Linked DNA regions of Homo sapiens: region 1 is linked to region 2. Evidence: read pairs that join two places in POLR2A ChIA-PET (ENCODE). Cell type or tissue: K562. All regions are shown on one strand. Each heading gives the region's core, and the rest is flanking DNA. Links, peaks and the distances in the headings are about the cores only.

Region 1 (7,591 bases), core at 1,206-5,205, 340 kb after region 2:
TGGCTAAGGGACCTCTGCTTGAGCTGCAGGGCTGTGGCAGGCAGGGCAGGAAGACCACGGGGCAGCTCTGGATGCACTCGCTGTGCCTGGGTGCTGAGGGATCTGGCTGCTCTGTCTACTGGGCTCTTAGAGGAACGGATGCTCCTTTCTCTGGGTTTGTACTAACTTTTGGATGGGCTTGGGATCCAAGAAGTTCCTCCCCCAGATGTAAGGTCAGCCAAGTTACAAAACTCCAGGATTCCACAAGCACAGTGCCCTCTGGAATCTGCAATGAGGCAGCATCGGGGATGTCAGCTGCCTTGCTGCGTGCTCTTCTACCCTCAAGTCATTGTCTTCTCTTTGCAACGCAGGTAGGGAAAGGCAGTCTTACCCACTGCCTGAACCCCGGCTTCCCCAAACAGAGGATATGAATGTTGAGAGGGGTAGAGGGAGGACCTTTCCATGTACAGGGAAGAAAGAGATTTCAAGACCCTCTTTCTAATAGTCCATGAGGCTCCTGTGAAGTCCCAGCTCATGCCTCTCATTCTGGTTCATCCTTAGCTAGCAGGAAGGTGACTCACTGCCATCCTTCTTGGGTTTCCTGCATGCACACAACAGCAACAAGGCCCCAGTCTCCATCATTGGCCTCATTTTATGTTTTCCAATCAACTTCATTGAATTATAATACATACATGCAATGAAATATCCTCATTTTAAGTATGCAGTTTGATGAATTTTGTTAAGTGTATATGCACTTTCCCACCACCCCAATCAATATACAGCACGTTTCCATCACCTTCAAGCATTTCCTTGTGCCTCTCTGCACTCAGCCCCTATCATCCCCAGCACCAGGTAAACTGTGATTTGGTTCATTGTCAAGTTTTGCTTGTTTGAAAATCTTACAGGAATGGAATCATTACAGGATGTACTCTTCTGGGATGGCTCCTTTTACTCAGCATAATTATTCTTTGAGACAGAGTCTTACTCTGTTGCCCAGGCTGAAGTGCAATGGCGCGATCTTGGCTCACTGCAACCTCCGCCTCCTGAGTTCAAGCGATTCTCCTGCCTCAGCCTCCCAAGTGGCTGGGATTACAGGTGCCCACCACCATGCCCAGCTAATTTTGTATTTTTAGTAGAGACAGGGTTTCACCATGTGGGCCAGGGTCATCTCGAACTCCTGACCTCAGGTGATCTGCCTGCCTTGGCCTCCCAAAGTGCTGGGATTACAGGCGTGAGCCACTGCACCCGGACTTCTCAGCATAATTATTCTAAGATTCATTCATGTCGTTACAGGTAAGAAGAGTTCATTCTTTTTATTACTGAATATAGTATGCCATTCTATGATGTACCTATTTAAGTTTTTAATTTCAATTTAAAATAATTTATTTATGTATATTCTGCTCTTACTCTTCCTACAGTCTTCTGTTCTAAGAAACTCTGCTGCCTCCTAAGAGGGTAATGAACTGGTCCCTGGGATGAAAGTGATGAGGAGGAAAAGGGCAACAATGACAACAACAGAACAGTTTTTGCTGTCACCTCTTGCGTAAAGCACAGAGTCAAAGGTACTTAGGTATGTCTTGTTTAGGGAGAGGATGAACCCAATAACTTCTATACTCCTTTTTAGTTTTCTGATTCCCTTTCAGTGACATTCATCAAAAAATTATAAGTACTTACTAAGTCCTGGGCTAAGTACATATGACAAGGCGCCTGACCTCAAGGCCCTTGTCACAGAGACAGGCAGATGAATATGTGATGCCTGGTGTTTCTTCTGGACTAAAGCAACCAAGGGAAAAGTCTGTTTGGAGCTCTGACTCCTGGGCCTTCAGATAGTCTATAGCTGGGAAGATAAAGCTACTTTAAAAGTCTCCAGCTGCGACATCCTACAAGGCCAGAAGAGTGGGGTCATTGCTTCATGAATTATGGGTCTGTTTCCATACTTCCTCATTTTCTACACACCAGGATCTCTTGGGAGGGCCTCGGTGCACCTTTCTCTCCTCATTTGCTCTTCTCTCCCTCCCCCGCATCTGTCTCTTGCTCCTTTCCACATTCATTGGTCATCAGTGAAATGTTTACACTTGTTTTGTTGTTTATTAAATGGAGATTTGTGATCATGATTTCTAATTTAAGAAGCAAATCACAAATTTATTTCTTTAAAAAGCTAACTAGCCGGGCGCTGTGGCTCACACCTGTAATCCCAGCACTTTGGGAGGCCGAGGCAGGCGGATCACAAGGTCAGGAGATCGAGACCATCCTGGCTAACATGGTGAAACCCCGTCTCTACTAAAAATACAAAAAATTAGCCGGGCGTGGTGGCGGGCGCCTGTAGTCCCAGCTACTCGGGAGGTTGAGGCAGGAGAATGGCGTGAACCAGGGAGGCGGAGCTTGCAGTGAGCCGAGATCGTGCCACTGCACTCCAGCCTGGGCGACAGAGCGAGACTCCGTCTCAAAAAAAAAAAAAAAAAAAGCTAAAATAAGATAGTTTTGTGAGCAGCTCTCAGCAGGAAAAAAAGATTATCTAGTCCCTGGTCCTCATGATGCCAAACAATTAATTTCACTTAAATTTCCCCAGTGATCAGACAGCTTGACTGGCTGTTTCATCAGAATCTAGATCCAGTTTGCTGGTGAAAATGGTAGCATTCTCTTCCCTCAAAGAAGATTCCCAACCAGGAAATCAGGACAGACCAATACCCTACAGAGCAAACCTAGAATGCGGAGGGCCCAGGATTTTGCATCTTCTTTAGGCCCACACATAATGTACAGAGAGGAGAGGGTTTGAAGGCTGAATACTGGGGATGCTGGGGTAGGGCAGGAGAAGAGAACAATCTCTCCGTGATAAACACCTACCATTTCAGAGGTATGTCACAGACGCAGCCCAAAGTGAATGACTTTATCGGTCTATTGAGACTCTCTGGGACCAATGTGCTTACCATGGTGAGTCAGAGCACCCGGCCCCTAATCCTCTTATTAAATTCACTGTTTGAAAGACCTAGAAGGCCAGGCACGGTGGCTCATGCCTGTAATCCCAGCACTTTGGGAGGCCAAGATGGGCGGATCACCTGAGGTCAGGAGTTCAAGACCAGCCTGGCCAGCATGGCAAAACCCCGTCTCTACCAGAAATACAAAAATTAGCCGGGTGTGATGGCAGGTGCCTGTGATCCCAGGTACTCAGGAGGCTGAGGCAGGAGAATCACTTGAACTCAGGAGGTAGAGGTTGCAATGAGACAAGATCACACCATTGCACTCCAGCCTGGGCAACTGAGCGAAACTCTGTCTCAAAAAAACAAAACGTACAAAACAAACAAAAACCCAAAAGATTGTCATTATGTTCTCTTTCCCATATAAAGGATTCCTCTCTATTTGTCCCAGAGTATTTAAGCCTTATGAATCTTATAGTAATTTAACAGTTGATAGAGAACTGAGAAGTAAGGCGGGGAAAAGACTCAACCGAAAGGAAAACAGTATTAAAGAGCTACTACCACTCCTAGGGCTGGGAGGAAAAAAAGGAGGAGGTGGTGTTATTGGGACCCAGAATCTGGGGCCTTCTATTAAAAACTAGATCCATAGAGGAAACACAACTACTGCCAGAGAGGCCACTTGAGGCAAAGAGAGAAAGGGATTCTCCCCTCCTCCCACCCTACAGTCTCCACCAACGCCTGCCTGTGGCTGAACCTACCCAGAATCCACTTGTCAGGGGAGCTTGGGAAATGTAGTTTGCTGAGCAGAGGAAAGGATCTAAAGACAACAGGCAAGTGACCAGCCGTGTGTGTGTGTGTGTGTGTGTGTGTGTGTGTGTGTGTGTGTGTGTGTACCTTCCTGTGTGTATTTATCAGAAAGAGTTGTGGATACTTTATTTTACAGTGGTCATTCTAAATAAACCACATTGGTATGTGTAACCATGAAGATTACATCAATCAATAAGTCAGTCAATACAAAAGTCCCATGAGAGTAATGGACTGAGCCCACAGTAGGCTTCTCAGATATTTTCTTTTATTTTTATTTTATTTTATTTTATTTATTTATTTTGAGATGGAGTCTTGCTCTGTCGAGCAGGCTGGAGTGCAGTGGCATGATCTTGGCTCATTGCAACCTCTGCCTCCCGGGTTCAAGCGATTCTCCTGCCTCAGCCTCCTGAGTAGCTGGGATTACAGGCACCTGCCACCACACCCAGCTAATTTTTGTATTTTTAGTAGAGACAAGGTTTCGCCATGTTGCCCAGGCTGGTCTCGAACTCCTGACCTCGTGATCTGCCCACCTCGGCCTCCCAAAGTGCTGGGATTACAGGCGTGAGCCATCGCGCCCGGCCCAGATATTTTCAGGCAATCCTCCCTCTCAGCACCATCAAAGCCTATGCAGCAGTTCAACAGCACACAAATAAATGGAGAAGGACATTTTGGTGGGAACAGAATAGAGGCAGAAGATCTATAGCCCCCCAGAGTATAAAATCATTGAATATATTGTAGGGCTCCAACACTCATAGTCACAGACACGTGGAGACATGGGCTCACACATCTCTCGTGCGCTCATCCACATCTGTTGGTACACTCAGACACACTCAGATAAACTGGTTAAGACACATGTCTGCTTCAAGTCTTTTTTTCATTACGGTCTAAACCTCTCAGGTGTGATGTGGGAGATAAATAGAACAGTATATGTGAAAGTGCTTTATAAAGTTGATAGCATATTACTCAAATAAATGCAAAAATATAATCGAGATTATATTTTCATTCTGTAGTTTGTTAAGAGTGAAAACTGCTAGCAATGTTTATAGGTAGAATTACTATAAGATCCACAGGGTTTAAAAGCTCTGGGGCAAATAGAGAGAAATCCTTTATTTGGGGAAGAGAACATAATGACAACATTCATTTATCAAGTGCTTACTACATGCCAGACCTGTGCTAGCCATTTTATGTGCATTATGCTACCTAGGAGAATAATAATTCCTTGCCTTGAAGTATTTCTTATAGGCAGGCATTACTCTGCCCATTTTCCAGAATAAAAGCAGGTAACTTGCATAAGAGCTCATGGCCACCAAGGGACAGAGCTGGGATTTGGGCTTGAATCTGTCTGACTCCAAGGCCCAACCACCACTCCATAAGGCATCTCCTCAAAGACAGGGTGGCGAGGCACTGACCGATGGCCCCTGGGCAACTGGATGACCTGAGTGTTGAAGCCACATGCATCTCTTGAAGTAGAAGCCAAGAGGAGGCTTGTTACATCAGGTAGAAATGACTGGCTGAGTAGGAGGAAATCTTGTAGTAATCAGGTATCTGTCTGTGTCTCATTTATGTCAAGCCTTCAGGAATTCGGGACCTGTTGATGTTTCTGAAAGTCTAGGGTACAGTTAATAAATTCAGCATGCATTAATTCCACACAAGCCATGAAAATATCAGTGAGGCTAAGCAACTACTAACACAAAGTGAGATACTGTGAGTCACATAACTAGACAAAATCTTTGCATCTCTTTACATCTTGCATTAAATTGTGCACTAAAATACTGTTTAGAAATACTAATGTTTAATTTTTATCTTTAGCACAGGCATGATGGCTCACACCTGTAATCCCAGCACTTTGGGAGGCTGAGGCAGGAGGATCACTTGAGCTCAGGTGATTGGGACCAACGGGGCAACATAGTGAGACCTTGTCTGTACAAAAAAATAATTTAGGCTGGACGCGGTGGCTCACACCTGTAATCCCAGCACTTTGGGAGGCCGAGGCGGGTGGATCATGAAGTCAGGAGTTCAAGACCAGTCTGGCCAAGATGGTAAAACCCCATCTCTACTAAAAATACAAGCAGAGAATTGCTTGAACCTGGGAGGGGGAGGTTGCAGTGAGCCGAGATCACACCATTGCACTCCAGCCCGGGTGACGGTGCAAGACTGCATCTCAAAAAAAAAAAATTAAATTAGCTGGGCCTAGTGGTGGACGCCTGTGGTCTCAGTTAATCAGAGGCTGACGTGGGAGGATCACTTGAGCCCAGGAGGTCAACGCTGCAGTGAGGCATGATCATACCACTGAACTCCGGCTTGGATGACAGAGTGAGACCCTGTCTCAAAAAAAAAAAAAAAAGACCACCCACAATTCTTATCTTTAATAGATTTCAAGACCATAGTTGAGTAGAAAGACACGAAACATGTCTCTCATTCAGTCAACCTACCTGGGAGCCCTGGCCTTTCAGATCTGGGCATAACCGAGGCACTGTCATCTGCCTGGTGACAGCTTATCCTCATTGGTGTAAAAGCAGAGGGCGTGATGAATACAAAGCTTGCAGGTCCAGATCCATTGAACAACAGTGCCACCCACACCCCAACATTCATCAGCACACCTGTACTCACTGACATATGCCAGCACTCGTGAGGAAGGAGGGCTTGTGGCAACCCAAGAGGGAGAAAGATTCAGAGAATACCACTAATGCTATCAGCCAGGGGTCCTAAGAGAGGCGTTTTCAGTGTTTAGGGCAATGCAGGAATGTTAGAATTTAGCCTCTCTGCAGTTTGTGAGGTCCCATGAGTGACCCGGCCTCACAGGAGCACTGGGAACAGACAGAGAAGGAACTGAGAAGATACTGTTACTCCTGAAGCTGAGGAACCTAGGCCAAGACAGCATGGGATTGCAGGATCATAGAGAAGTGGGAGCATCGGGCACTCAACCCTTTAACCCCTGCATTGCTAAATTTCCTTTGGTGCCCAGGGAGCTACTGGCTGAAAACTGTGGTGGGGCTTCTGAGGTTCCAAGGAGCTGAAGAGCCACAGAATCCCCCAAGCCCAGCTAGCTCTCCCTGGGTATTCACATTCTTCCTTCAGTCATTAAATGTCTAGAAAAATGAAGGGGGAGGGGGAAGAGGAGCACAACTCCACTGGGCACTAAATCAAGATTAATGAAGTTCTCACCAGGATTAATTACTCACTCCCTAGTTGCTGTGAGCATAACATGGCCATGACCATTTGTAACGGCCAAGTCTGGTTGGAACAACATGGGTGGGCGAGATGGGTGACTTAGGCCTCTCCACACCTAATGTTTGAAAGCAGCTGTCAAGGGAGCAGCATGAAAGGAAGGTGTCCCTGCAGCCTTGGGTCATTGCTCTGTATTAAAATTCATCTTTTGTTTGTCCCAGTCTGTTCTGATCAATGTGGGCTCTGACTAATCATACACAGCCATCGGTATCATTGATAAAACAAGGAGAATAACTGATTTAACGACCTGTGGATGGGGCTGGATTCTAAATGTTCACCATCCCAAGGCCACCCAGTGATCTCTGCTGGGTCAGCTGGGCCTGAGTCTGTTCACCTGGTCAGGGTTGATACAGGCGAGGCCAAAGAACCAATCCTTTGTGATAAGCAGCCCGCCACTCCCATCGGCGATCAGCTAGCCTAATGAAGCAGTCAGACCAGCAAAACTCCCATCTGCACCAGCCTTCAACCCCTGTGAGGGGCAATAGGGGCCCCTCCTTTTAGAAACAAAGTCATGATCAGCCTTCCCCACCTTTGAGAAAAGAACTCAAAGAGGACTGGGGAAAGCATGAGAACCAGAGGCAGCCCCTGATCTGTCAAGGCCTTGGAGTTGGAGCCAGAGGAAAGTGCTGCCACTCCTGCCTGCCTGGGACAAGCTCATGGCG
Region 2 (7,591 bases), core at 1,605-5,604:
AGGTACTCGCTAATGATGGCAGGTGTATTTATCAGTTGTTTATTTGAGAACCCTGCTCTCCCAATTTCCCCAGGGCTGATCAAGAGCCCTTAAAGGAAGGAGTTTGCTCTACTTTGGATACTGAGAATTGGTGACTCTTATCAGGGAAAGGAGTTCTTTGCTTCAGGGATGACAAAACTTGTACAATTTTTGGGAGCCTTGACTTGTAAAAAGTCACCCCAGATCCCTTCTCACTTCTTGCCCACGCCATGTGATCATTGTTCCCCTTGGAGTTAGGGAGTCTGTGTTGAGGTGGAGCACAGTGACCATGTGTTAGAGGTTTAGGAGTTACAGGAACTGCTCCCTACAGGTGGCCTCTTCTATGAAAAGGGGACCGATGATTTTTGGCTGCAAGCTGAAGGGTAGCACCACTGTCACCTTATCACCTGCTTCTAAAGATCCAGACGTCTGCTGGCCAGAGGAGCATCTGCTGAACCTTCTCATTAGAGGAAAGGTGTGGAGGAAGGGAGTGGAGGTGTTTGCCATGAACTATTTTCATTATTCAGAAAGTCTGGTCGATGTACACTTACCCGAAATAAAGCTGAGCAGTACAGTTTCTTTGTTTTTTGATTTTGACTGAATTTCTAGCAAGTCAGTATGTTATTTTGACTGAATTTCTAGCAAGTCAGTATGTTATTCCTTTGGTTATCTTCATTATGATCCACAGAAGATTATGTATGTCTTTGATCACAAAATCAAAAAACAAATTATTCATTGCATGCAAATGCATTTTGTTGGGTTGGCAAAATCTTCCAGAATGGTATCCATGGGGAAGAATCTGTCCAAGAGGGCTGTAGTGGTGGCAACGCTGAGAACTGCTGACTGGGTGTGTGTTGCCCTGTGCTCTGTGTGCAGTGCATTGGCAACTGGTGCCAACCACAATCTCATCTCAGACCGATTTGTGGAAGAGAACCTCTTATGGCAGAAATGGTTTTTATAAGCAACTTTGAACATACCAATGGTGAAATCCAAAAAACGCAGAGCTGAGATTTGAAGACTATGGATGAACAGAGCCCCTAGCTGGGACTTCTCCTTGCTTTCCTCTCTCCTCCTCTAGCCTCCAATATCTTTCTAGTTTCCCTTTCCAGGAAGAATAAAAGGTCTAAAGAGTAGGGGAAAGGAAAAAGGAAGAGCTGACAATAAATAGGCCTGAGTGACAATAACGGGAAGTTGCTAGAATGCTTTTTTGTTTGTTCTTCTATGTTTTCTTTAAATTTTTTTACCTTTTTTAAGCATTTTTATTTATTTTTTATTTTTTTATTTCTTATTTCATAAACCAACATCAGAACTACAGTAGCTAGAACCCTTGATCCCGTCTGGTACCATCTAACTACCTCTGCTCTGCTTTATAGCAAGCTCTCCCAACCCCCACCCACCCACCACCCACCACCCCCCACCTCGCACCCCGCCCCCCACATCACTTCTGGGTTTCAGTTCCATGCTCTCTCCAGTTGCTTGAAGTATAAGGATTGTCAAGATGTAAATATTTGGATTCTTCTGTATAATAAAGCACAAGTGAAGTACGATGTGTGTCCCTCAACTCCTTTCTGCTGCCTCTGGTGGAGCCATGGAAGTGGCCAGAGGTATTTGAGAGAGGAGTGATCAGTGGCAAGGCTCTTCCTTAACCTGTCTTCTGAGTTCTGGGGCACCTAGGGCACAGCCAAGGAGGCTCAGAGTTGAAGTTTGGAGGCATCAGAATCCATTCCACTCACCTATATCAAAGTGCCCTTTGTGTGCTTGCCAGTGGATTAGACATAGAAAAATCTAAAGAAAGCAGTGGGCTGGGCGCGGTGGCTCACGCCTGTAATCCCAGCACTTTGGGAGGCCGAGGCGGGCGGATCACGAGGTCAGGAGATCGAGACCATCCTGGCTAACACGGTGAAACCCTGTCTCTACTAAAAATATTAAAAAAAATTAGCCAGGCATCGTGGCAGGCACCTGTAGTCCTGGCTACTCGGGAGGCTGAGGCAGGAGAATGGCGTGAGCCTGGGAGGTGGAGCTTGCAGTGAGCCGAGATTGCGCCACTGCACCCCAGCCTGGGCAACAGAGCGAGACTCTGTCTCAAAAAAATAAATTTAAAAAAATAAAAATAAAATAAAAATAAAAATAAATAAAGCAGTGAGCAGGTTGGGCCTTCATTATTCAGACCCTGAACACCTTCTCAGACCCAACCCTTAATGCTGGGGTTTCCTGATAATGTGAACCCCAAAGAATCAGCTTGCTTTCCTGGCCTTGAGTGCACTCTCTCACTCACTCTCTGCCTTGGGAATCTTTACCCCCCTGTCCCTGGCCCAGCCTTGCTTCAGAGTGGGATGATGCCCTCAAGACAACCAGGTAGCCCCTTCTCAGGGGAGGGAAGATGGAGTTCAACAAAACTTGCAATCATGGGGCCAAGGTGCTAGCCCCAGAATGGTATTAGGGCTTTACTGATCTAATGCCTGACTCCCTTCTGAGTGGAAAACTGGTGCCTTCATGAGTACCTGCCCTCCACTCTTGAAAACAGAGTATTTCAAACCCTCCATCTTTCTGGCTCAACTACAGGGAAGACCATTTCTTCAGCTGTTCTTCTTAGACTGGATTAAGAGACAGAAACTCAGGAGTTAACTCAAGTAAGTACGTGTTTCTTGAGAGGATCCATGTGAAGCAATAAGAGAGGCAGAATCTCAGCAAATAGATCCAAGGCCAAAAAGAACAGTAAGACTGGGCCTTGTGGTACCTGAAACTAGAGGCCATTCTGAATTTAGTCTGTGATTATTCCCTGTGGTGCCCACAATTAGCCGGTTCAGCTGCTCTCTGGAGGCCTGTTTTTATAGCTATCTGCTTCTCAACCACAATCAGCTGCTCCCACCCACCCCTTTTGTTTAAAAAGCTTTTCATAAATTTAATCTTTGAATAATACATTCACGTGGTTCAAATAACACGTTCTTAACAAGCTTCCCTCCCATCTCTGTCCCTACTGGCTCGCTTCCCAAGCCCTCATTGGTTACCACTGTTATTAGTTTCTTATATATCCTCCCAGAGTTTTGAAAATATATATACCAGCAAGATGCATATATATGCTTATTTTTCCTTTTTACCCAAAGTAGCACACCACAGTTCTGCTTCTGCTTTTTTAACCTGTAATATAGCTCAAAGACGTTTCCACATCAGTAAAGAAAGCATTCTAACATTTTTGAAGCAGGTTATATAGCCCATTATGTAGATGTATCATGATTTCATCTTATTCCCCTTCTGATGGACATTTGGGTTGCTTACTCTTTTGCTCTTATAAACAATACTTTAAAAAGTAACCTTGCATGAATGCAATTCAGCACCTGTGTAAGTAAATATATCTGTAAGATAAATTCCTAGAAGTGGAATTGCTGGGTCAAAAGAATAATTTTTCAGAGGATACATGTGAAGCAATAAGGGAGGCAGAATAATTCTTTTGGCCTAGCAATGGGGTAAAGAAAAGGTATGATTATTTATTGCATAAATGAATTGTTTCCTTTGGCTCATAGCCTGTGTTTATGGGTAACTTCTGCTTATGTGTACCTCACTATGATCCCTGTCCTTCCTCAAGGTCTCTGGATGCATCCTTTCAGCTTTCAGTTCCTGGGGTAATTTCCTTGTTGCTTTCCTTTTTAAGTTTCCAAGGGTAATATCCTGAAAGATTGAGAAAGAACCGAACTAGCCAAATTTCCTTTTCTACGATAGGCCAAATCATAGGTTAATGGCCAACAGGTGGGTTGATCACTCTTAGGCCAGGAACCTGTCCTGGTTCACTAAATTGTAGTGTGTGAATGGGTATGTTTGTGTGGGGTTATATTGGACAAAACATAACTGCTCAGGGCTTCCCTTGTGCAAGGGCTGTGGGCAGGGCTACTTTTCTCAGAATGGATAGTAGGCACAGCAGGAAAGTTCCATGAGAGCAGAGATCATGCTGGTCTCATTCACTGTTGTAACCTCAATCCTTTTCATGAGGTCTAGCACAAAAAAAAAAAGGTGCTCAATTAATTTCTTTTGAAAAAAGTATTAAGAAATTAATAGGCCGGGCATGGTGGCTCACGCCAGTAATCCCAGCAGTTTGGAAGGCCAAGGTGGGCAGATTGCTTGAGCTTGGGAATTCAAGACCAGCCTGGGCAACATGGTGAAACCGCATTTCTTAAAAAAAAAAAATACAAAAATTAGCTGGGCATGGTGGCGTGCACCTGTAGTCTCAGCTACTGAGGAGGCTGAAGTGGGAGGCCTGGGAGGTTGCAGTAAGCCGAGATCATGCCACTGCACTCCAGCCTGGGCAAGAGCCAGACCCTGTCTCAAAAAAAAAAAAAAAAAAAAAAAACAGAAAAAAGAAAAGAAATTAATATATCCAAGTACATCCATTAGGATTCTGTTTTTCAACCCAAAGGGGCCATCTGGCCAGAAGATGTATAACGCAGAATGGGCAGATATTTATTTATTTATTTATTTATTTATTATTATTATTATTTTTTGAGACGGAGTCTCGCTGTCTCCCAGGCTGGAGTGCAGTGGCGCGATCTCGGCTCACTGCAAGCTCCACCCCCTGGGTTCACGCCTTTCTCCTGCCTCAGCCTCCAGAGTAGCTGGGACTACAGGTGCCCGCCACCACGCCCGGCTAATTTTTTTTTGTATTTTTAGCAGAGACGGGGTTGCACTGTGTTCGCCAGGATAGTCTCGATCTCCTGACCTCGTGATCCGAGAATGGGCAGATATTTATATGGTGAGATTTGAAGGCTACCAAGTTCCCGGAGCCTCTACTTTATAACAGCTTCTTCCCTGGCTACCACAGAGGTTGAAATGCCACCATCATTGTTCCTTATTCCTTCAGGTTAGGAATAGCCCATAGCCCTTTGCCCAGGGTATCTGTTCCTTTAGAAGAAAGGAAGTGGCCACTTCCTTTCTTCTGGTAACATCAATTTGACCTTCTTCAGGCAACTACCTCCACTGCTCTCTACTGCATACCTTTCAGGTGGGGTTGACTCAAGGCCAGGTTCCAGAGGTGGGAATATAACCCAGACCCTATCAGCTTATTCTAATCCCTGGCCATAGTGATTGGTCCAAGGATGGGCTTACATCTCAAATCCTTCTAATGAGACCCAACTTGAGAACTTTGCTGGTGCTGATAGGAAAGAAGTACTCTTTCACTGGAGTTGCTGGACTGGTAGGAAGAAAGCTGCTGGTGTCTATCTTGCCACTTGGAGTGAAATGAATCCTGATGGCATTATTTGAGCATCTGTACCTAGCCATGCCTGAAAGCACATTTGGGCTTCTCAGATTGTGAACCAATACCTTTTGTTTGCTCAAGTGAGATTGTTAGATTTCTGTCACCCTCATGGAAAAGAAGCCAGATAGGCTTCTCCCTCTGCATTGCTCTCTACCTACGGCCCAGGAGTAAACCCACTGACCTCTTTTCAACTATAGTGTGGAAGAGGGCAGTTACTGAATGAAATTAAAAAAAAAAAGTAAGACAAGGTCTTGCTTTGTTGCCCAAGATGGAGTGCAGTGGCACAATCATGGCTCCCTGCAGCCTTGACCCCCCGGGCTCAAGCAATCCTCCCACCTCAGCCTCTTGAGTAGCTGGGACTACAGGCATACACCATGAAACTCAGCTAATTTTTTAATTTTTAGTAGAGACGGGGGTCTCACGATGTTACCTAGGCTGCTCTCAAACTCCTGAACGCAAGCAATCCTTCCGTTTCGGCCTCCTGGAGTCCTGGGATTACAGACAAGAGCCACCATGCATGGCCTGAATAGGAATTTCAATGAGCAAAAGTATGTGATAAGACAGAAGTACTGTCAGGATGAGTTAACAGGTAGAGACTGTGGGCCTGGGTGGAAGATCCTTAGCAGGTTAGCAGGGAACCTACGGCAAGAGAATGCTGAAGAAGTAAAGATAATGAAAAGGGAAGATGAGAAGGAACAGACCAACCTAATTTACTTCATCACTAAACCGGAGATCCACAGGCTCTCCCCTGAGCCCCTGGATTACACAGGAAGTTTCGGAATTGCAGAGCTGTCGAGTGTCAGCTTTGGGAGAAATCTCAGAGAGCATTCAAGCCATGCCTGCATTTTATAGAGGAGAAAATGGAAGGGGAGAAACTTGCCCATTATCCCATAGCTACTCTGTGGAGGCAGACGTAAAATTATTAGAACAGGGCCAGGAGTGGTGGCTCACGCCTGTAATCCCAGCACTTTGGGAGGCCAAGGTGGGCGGATCACCTGAGTTCAGGCGTTCGAGACCAGCCTGTCCAACATGATGAAACCCCATCTCTACTAAAAATAGAAAAATTAGCTGGGTGTGGTGGCAGGTGCCTGTAATCCCAGCTACTCGGGAGGCTGAGGCAGGAGAATTGCTTGAACCTGGGAGGCGGAGGTTGCAGTGAGCCGAGATCACATCATTGCACTCCAGTGTGGGTGACGAGAGTGAAACGCCATCTCAAAAAAAAAAAAAAAAAAAAAGAACAGAATCCATACAGCTGACAAATATGATTCTGGAGTCATACATGCCTGGATTTGAATCCCAGACTTAGCATTAACAGCCAGTTGTCCTTAGGTTAACCTCTCTGAATCTCAGTTTCATCGTAAAATGGGGATAATCATAGTATCTAAACTCTGAAGGTTATTGAAAAAATTTAAAAAGATTTTTCATGAGGCCAGGCACGGTGGCTCATGTCTGTAATCCCAACACTTTGGGAGACCAAGGCGAGTGGATCACCTGAGGTCAGGAGTTCGAGACCAGCCTGGCCAACATAGTGAAACCCCATCTCTACTAAAAATACAAAAATTAGCCGGGTATGGTGACATGCACCTGTAATCCCAGCTACTTGGGAGGCTGAGACAGGAGAATTGCTTGAACCCAGGAGGCAGAGGTTGCAGTGAGCCAAGATCATGCCACTACACTCTAGCCTGGGTGACAGAGCAAGACTCTATCTCGAAAAAAAAGATTTTTTTTTTTCATGTGAAGGGTTTAGCTTAGCGCATGGCAATAACTCCCAGGCCTAGAGACAACGTAGAGACTAAGAACTCACCCCCTAGAAAAGTTGCCTCTGATGGAAGGTTTGAGGGGAGGAACTGTCAGAGCAGACCCTTTTTTTGAAGCACAGAGTTTCAGGGCCCTGGTTAAAGGAGGAAGACAGTGGAAGGAAGGGGACACACTCTATTGGGATGTGGGATCAGGGGAAAAGGTGAGCAAGGAAAACAAGCACATGAAAGGGAAAAACCCTGTATTGGGGTGGGAGGGCAGGTAGGATGAGCGTGACATTCTGGATAAACTGTCATCCCTGATATAAACTAAGAGATGGTGAGAGGGATGGATGCTCTCTGGGGGCCATGGCAGGAGACAGGGGTGACTTGCCAAGAAGCAAGGAAAAAGTGGAATGTGTTGTTGCTGTGTGTAGCATGTCCGTGTCCATCACCCCAACCTCTCCTGGGCTTTGCTGGCAGCCCAGTGTGGTCCAGGACTGTAAGATGTCTTGCAGCCAGCCATCCCGGGGAGCAGGTTCTGAAATCATAGCCCCACACCTCTTCCTTGTCCTTCCCTCCCTTGGGTTGC

Evidence for each region. Peaks named below come from ENCODE experiments on the same cell type or tissue, not always from the same donor. Only the 100,000 strongest peaks of a DNase experiment are listed, where the experiment ranks them.
Region 1: POLR2A ChIA-PET joins it to region 2 with 6 read pairs; 3 of 35 experiments call an interaction of 5 or more read pairs at or near these places.

The regions. Positions count from the first base shown.
Region 1 is chr1:202,663,729-202,671,319 of GRCh38, forward strand. The region is part of intron 1 of SYT2 (synaptotagmin 2); the gene reads right to left. Among named protein-coding and RNA genes, the nearest start is that of SYT2, 43 kb to the right of the region's middle. RefSeq lists an enhancer at 7,587-7,591. In K562, for the core only: no CTCF peak of the experiment used is centred there; a DNase peak (open chromatin) is centred at 3,643; H3K27me3 peaks cover 898 bases.
Region 2 is chr1:202,321,064-202,328,654 of GRCh38, forward strand. No RefSeq gene overlaps it. Among named protein-coding and RNA genes, the nearest start is that of UBE2T, 17 kb to the right of the region's middle. In K562, for the core only: no CTCF peak of the experiment used is centred there; no DNase peak of the experiment used is centred there.